Regions from separate parts of the Homo sapiens genome. Here region 1 is linked to region 2. Evidence: read pairs that join two places in POLR2A ChIA-PET (ENCODE). Cell type or tissue: HepG2. All regions are shown on one strand. Links, peaks and the distances in the headings refer to the core of each region. The heading gives the core; the rest is flanking DNA. Region 1 has its middle 3.9 kb from the start of ZNF431. Region 2 overlaps ZNF100 (zinc finger protein 100).

Region 1 (2,926 bases), core at 233-2,732, 610 kb before region 2:
TGAGTTGAGATTGTGCCATTGCACTATAGCCTGGGCAACAAGAGCAAAACTCCATCTCAAAATAAATTAGCCAGGTGTGGTGACGTGCACCTGTAATCCTAGCCACTCAGGAGGCTGAGCCAGAAGAATCACTTATACCTGGGAGGCAGAGGTTACAGTGAGCTGAGATCATGCCACTGTACTCCAGCCTGGGTGACGAAGTGGGACTCCATCTCCATGAAAAAATAAAAAAAAAAAAAATTCAGCTTTTTTACCTTCCTGGTTTACAGTCCTTTGAGTAGGCAGCCTGAGATTTTAAAAAGGAGGTAATCCTCTGAAATAGAATGTGAGACACATGTGAATTTTGAATTTTCTAGTAGCCAAACTTTAAAAAGAAACAAAGAACGGGTTGAATTGATTGTAAGAATGTAGTTAAGCCAATATATCCAAAATATCATTTTAATGTGTGAGGAATATGTAATTATTAATGAAGTATATAAATATTTGCAACTAAATTTTTGAAAATAACTGCATATTTTACCTTTCTAGCACATTGCAGTTCAGACCAAGCACATTCCAGGCACCCAGGAGCCACACATGGCAGCTCTGATGTCAGTGGTGTGAAGGGCCAGAGGGGAAGGAAGGGCCTCTCCCTACTAACATCTATCTTCAGTTCCGAGGTTGGAACAGATAGTGGCCATAGAAAGAGCTGAGGCCAGCAGGAATAAAATAACCACAGGTAAACCACTGCTGGCCACCTGTTGCCCACCTTCCTTTTAGAGATCAGGCAGTTAACAAAGGATGATGGGGCCACAGGAGAAAAAAACTCTACGTCTTCAGTTCTGTCCACACTCTTGAACTCCAATGTTTAGATATGGAGAAAATAGATTAAAGGCATTTATTTTGCTATTTGGCCTTGGCCCTAATTGTCTGGCTGTGGTTATCGGTTTTCTTGAGCGGTGACTGCACTCCTGTGCACTCCTGGAGTGACTGCACAGAACTTCAGGCGATCTGCCTGCCTCAGCCTCCTGAAGTGCTGGGATTACAGGTGTGAGCCACCACGCCCAGCCAAAATCTTCTACATATAAGTGTATGCCATGAGTGCACACAAGAGGCCTTTTTTAATTTCTGTCATTTGTAGAGCCATAAGAAAAAAACAGCGAACAAAGAGTGTATGATAGCAAAGATGTCTTGATTTTTGATCTTATAAAAAAAAAAGTCTATCTGGGCCAGGTGCGGTGGCTCATGCTTGTAATCCCAGCACTTTGGGAGGCCGAGGTGGGTGGATCACAAGGTCAGGAGTTCGAGACCAGCCTGGCCAATATGGTGAAACCCCGACTCTACTAAAAATACAAAAACTAGCTGGACATGGTGGCACACACCTGTAGTCCCAGCTACTCGGGAGGCTGAGGCAGAAGAATCGCTTGAACCCGGGAGGTGGAGGTTGCAGTGAGCCACCACCACACCACTGCACTCCAGCCTGGATGAGAGAGCAAGGCTCTGTCTCAAAAAAAAAAAAAAAAAGCTATCTATATCAATGTTGCCATCCACTTTTGAGAAGAAACTTTACTGGTTAGCTTTACCTTAAGATCTCCAATGGATATACAATTGCAAATGTTTGGAGGGGCCCTTCTGAGTCATGAGATTATTAACCCAAGGTTCAAGGTCCTGAAGTCTTGCTGCAGTGTGGATGGCAAGCAGACTCAATCTCTGGGTTATAGATTATAAAGAGTTTTACTGTCCTCAGTCAGTAGACCATTAAAAGCATTCTTTACCTGGTGAAAATATGCTTTGCCATAATGCACTGAAGTTTTGCTGCATTTAATCATATTAGACTTCAGTAGCAGAAGATACATGAGGTTCTATTATCTGGTGCATAAGACATCCAATGACTATTTTATAATAGTCAACACATTTTTTTCACTCTCAGTGAATCTGATTGTCATCAGTCTCAATTACAAAAACAATCCAGTCCATTTAGTTAGCTTTGCTTAACACTATTTTATCAGGGCTGGGTGCAGTGGCTCGCTCCTGTAATCTCAGCACTTTGGGAGGCTGAGGCAAGTGGATAACCTGAGGTCAGGAATTCAAGACCAGCCTGGTAAATATGGTGAAACCTCGTCTCTACTAAAAATACAAAAATTAGCCAGGCATGGTGGCAAGCGCCTGTAATCCCAGCCACTTGGGAGGCTGAGGCAGGATAATGGCTGAATCCGAGAGGCGGAGGTTGCAGTGAGTCGAGATGGCACCATTTGATTTATTTATACATAAATAGACTGTAACTTATTATTGTACCAACCACCGTGTTTTTACCAATAAAATAACATCAAGTGTTCAAGCCATGTTCAAATAAGGCAAATCCCAAGCTGTGGTCAATCTGGCTGTTTCTACACCTCATGTTTATTTTCTGTATGTCCCTTTGCTTTTTCTGCCATAAATCTGTTTTCATCATGTGGCTGTGCTGGAGTCCCTCTGACCCTGTTCTGGATTCACAGGCTGCCCAATTTGCAAATTATTCTATGCTCAAATAAACTCTGTTAAATATAATTTCTCTAAAGTTTTTTTCTTTTAGGCTGGGCACGGTGGCTCACACCTGTAATCCCAGCACTTTGGGAGGCCAAGGCGGGTAGATCACGAGATCAGGAGTTCAAGGCCAGCCTGGCCAACATGGTGAAACTCCATCTCTACGAAAAATACAAAAAAAATTAGCTGGGCATAGTGGCGCGCACCTGTAATCCCAGCTACTCGGGAGCCTGAAGCAGGAGAATTGCTGAACCCAGGAGGCAGAGGCTGCAGTGAGCAGAGATTAGGCCACTGCACTCCAGGATGGGCAAAAGAGCAAGACTTGGTCTCAAAAAAAAAAAAAAAGTTTCTTTCTCTTAAAAGTTTTCAAATTTTTTTATATGATGAAAAATAAATAATGTGTTGTTGGGCCTCGATTTCCTAA
Region 2 (2,926 bases), core at 308-2,807:
GGTGGGGGTTGCAGTGAGCCGAGATTGCGCTATTGCACTCCAGCCTCGGCGACAGAGCAAGACTCTGTCCCCCACCCAAAAAAAAAAAAAAAAGATTTAAGATGGTAAATTTTATGTTACGTGTTTTTACAACCATTAATTTTTCTTTTTCTTTTTTTTTTTTTTTTTTTGAGACAGAGAATTGCTTGAACCCGGGAGGCAGAGGTTGCAGTGAGCTGAGATCGCGCTATTGCACTCCAGCCTGGGCAACAACAGTGAAACGCCGTCTCAAAAAACAAAAAACAAAAAACAAAAAACAAAAGTTGAAGAGGTATTTCCTCCATCAAATTCACAGACACCAATGCAAAACTATATTGTGCCCATTGTCAATGCTTCTATTTTAACGTAGGACTGGAAGTAAGTGGCAGAATGATGAGTCAAAAACATTTTTAAAAAGCCACTGAAATTGAAGAAAAATAAGTTACTTTTTGTGGATCATATGATCTTATATATAAAAAAACCATAAACACTACATTGAAATTTGTCTAAAGTAATAAATACACTCAGTAAATTAGCAAAATATAAAATTAACATACAAGTATAAACTACTGTTCCATACATTTTAACCATCTGATACAATAAAGAAAACAATCTTATTTACAATAGCATTAAAATAATAAATTTCTGAGAGGAAATTTAACCAAGAAGGTAAAAAAAATCTTTACAATAAAAGATATAAGATAGACCAGGCACAGTGGCTCACGACTGTAATCCCAACACTTTGGGAGGCCGGGGCAGGCAGATCAAGAGGTCAACAGATCACGATCATCTGGCCAACATGGTGAAACCCCATCTCTACTAAAAATTAAAAAAATTAGCTTGGCGTGGTGGCATGTGCCTGTAGTCGCAGCTACTCAGGAGGCTGAGGCAGGAAGATTGCTTGAACCCAGGAGGTGGAGGTTGCAGTGAACCAAGATCGCGCCACTGCACTCCAACTTGATGACAGAGCGAGACTCCGTCTCAAAAAACAAAACAAAACAAAAAAGATATATCAATGAAATAAATTATTGAAGACACAAATTTTAAAATATTTCATGTCCATGGATTGAAAGAATAAATATTGTTAAAGTGTCATATTATCTAAAGTAATCTATAGCTCCAATAAACTTCCTATTAAAATTCCAGTGGCATTTTTTTCCACAGTAATAAAAAATACAATTCTAAAATTTATAAGAAACTGCAATAAACTTCAAATAGCCAAAGCAATCTTGAGGCAAAAGAACAAAGCAGAGGGGTATTATACTTTATAAGTTCTAACTATATTTCAAGAATATAGTAATAAAAACAGGATGGAATGTGCAAAAAGATTAACAAACAAAACAACGGAACAGAAAACACTACTTTCACACATTTCAGACATGATGAAAAAAGAGAACTAAAAAATAGTTTAACATAGAGTTTCCCAAAATTATGCAGATATCTGTGTGTCCCCCCAAATAATGGAAAAGTAGGGAGATTGTGCAGTCTTTTATATGCCTTGAAAAGGACTCTGGCTCTCACTGTAAACCTGAAGGAAGATCACCAAAAGGAAAGTAGAATCTTTAAAGAATTTAAAAGCATAAGACAGAAGATGCCCCTACGTGACAGCCAAAAAAAAAAAAAAAAAAAAAGCCCAAAAAACAAAAACACTCAGGCATCCCAGAAACTATTTCCTTTGGAACATAGCTTCCCAAACCACATTTTAATGACCAGCTTTCTTTTTGACCTTTGGACCTCACATCTGTGTCATCTGTTGTGTTCACTCTCACCTACCTGGGGGTTTGGCTACCATCTCATGTCTCTTTATATTCCAGGGCTCTTTTCCTTGCTCCAGACAGGTGATCAGGTCTGGCTTAGTGAGAGCAATACCTGCTTTATTAGAAATAAATAACATGAATCTTTCTCATATTCTCCAATTACCAACCTAGTACTATGCTTAGTAAAGAGGAGGTGATAGAATATTCTAGAAAATTAATCCTAACGTACTAATTAATGAGAGAAATTTCTAAATATTTAGAAAATATTTTAAATTTGTAGGTTCTTAATTTCACTACCCGGTACTCATGAATCAAAAAATTGGTGGTGATGAATGGATTTTAAAATATGGGCAAATATATATGTACATATATATACATTTATTTATTTTTGAGACGGAGTCTCGCTCTATTGTCCAGGCTGGAGTGAAGTGGCATGATCTCGGCTCACTACAACCTCCACCTCCTGGGTTCAAGCAATTCTCCTGCCTCAGCCTCCTGAGTAGCTGGGACTACAGGCGCCTGCCACCATGCCCGGCTATTTCTGTATTTTTAGTAGAAATGGGGTTTCACTTTGTTGGCAAGGCTGGTCTCAAACTCCTGACCTCGTGACCCGCCTGCCTCAGCCTCCCAAAGTGCTGGTATTACAGGAGTGAGCCACCATGCCCGGCCTAAAAACATGGGCAACAATATTTTATGACACTAAATTTCTGGAATTACCACTAATCTAGAGTGAAGGATACAGATCAGCTCAGGAATATGGAAAGTTCAGGTCAAGATGAAACATCTTGAATACATTCTTTTCCACACACAGCCTCAAGATTTTCTTGAAAAAACGGATCAGAAACTCATTTATGCAAAGCATGAATTACCAAAAATCATTCCACAAAAAAAGAGAAACCTTTACGGTATATTAGAAATTGTGTATTAAAGTTATTCTCACCCAAGAAGACCAGGTTTCTGTAGTTCTCTAACATCACTTTCCTATACAAACCCTGCTGAGCACTGTCCAGGCATTGCCACTCCTCCAGAGAGAATTCTATGGCCACATCCCTAAACGTCAATGGCCCCTGAAAAGCACAAGCACAGAGACACACATATATTTACCAAGTGGCCATGGGCAGAATTTATTATTTGAATTAAAATGAAATGAC

The links. Peaks named below come from ENCODE experiments on the same cell type or tissue, not always from the same donor. Only the 100,000 strongest peaks of a DNase experiment are listed, where the experiment ranks them.
Region 1: POLR2A ChIA-PET joins it to region 2 with 5 read pairs; 1 of 35 experiments calls an interaction of 5 or more read pairs at or near these places.

The regions. Positions count from the first base shown.
Region 1 is chr19:21,136,696-21,139,621 of GRCh38, forward strand. No RefSeq gene overlaps it. Among named protein-coding and RNA genes, the nearest start is that of ZNF431, 3.9 kb to the right of the region's middle. In HepG2, for the core only: no CTCF peak of the experiment used is centred there; a DNase peak (open chromatin) is centred at 1,636.
Region 2 is chr19:21,742,226-21,745,151 of GRCh38, forward strand. ZNF100 (zinc finger protein 100) reads right to left here. Exons shown (of 5, transcript NM_173531.4): 3 at 2,716-2,842; 4 at 1,792-1,890. Among named protein-coding and RNA genes, the nearest start is that of ZNF100, 24 kb to the right of the region's middle. In HepG2, for the core only: no CTCF peak of the experiment used is centred there; a DNase peak (open chromatin) is centred at 1,766.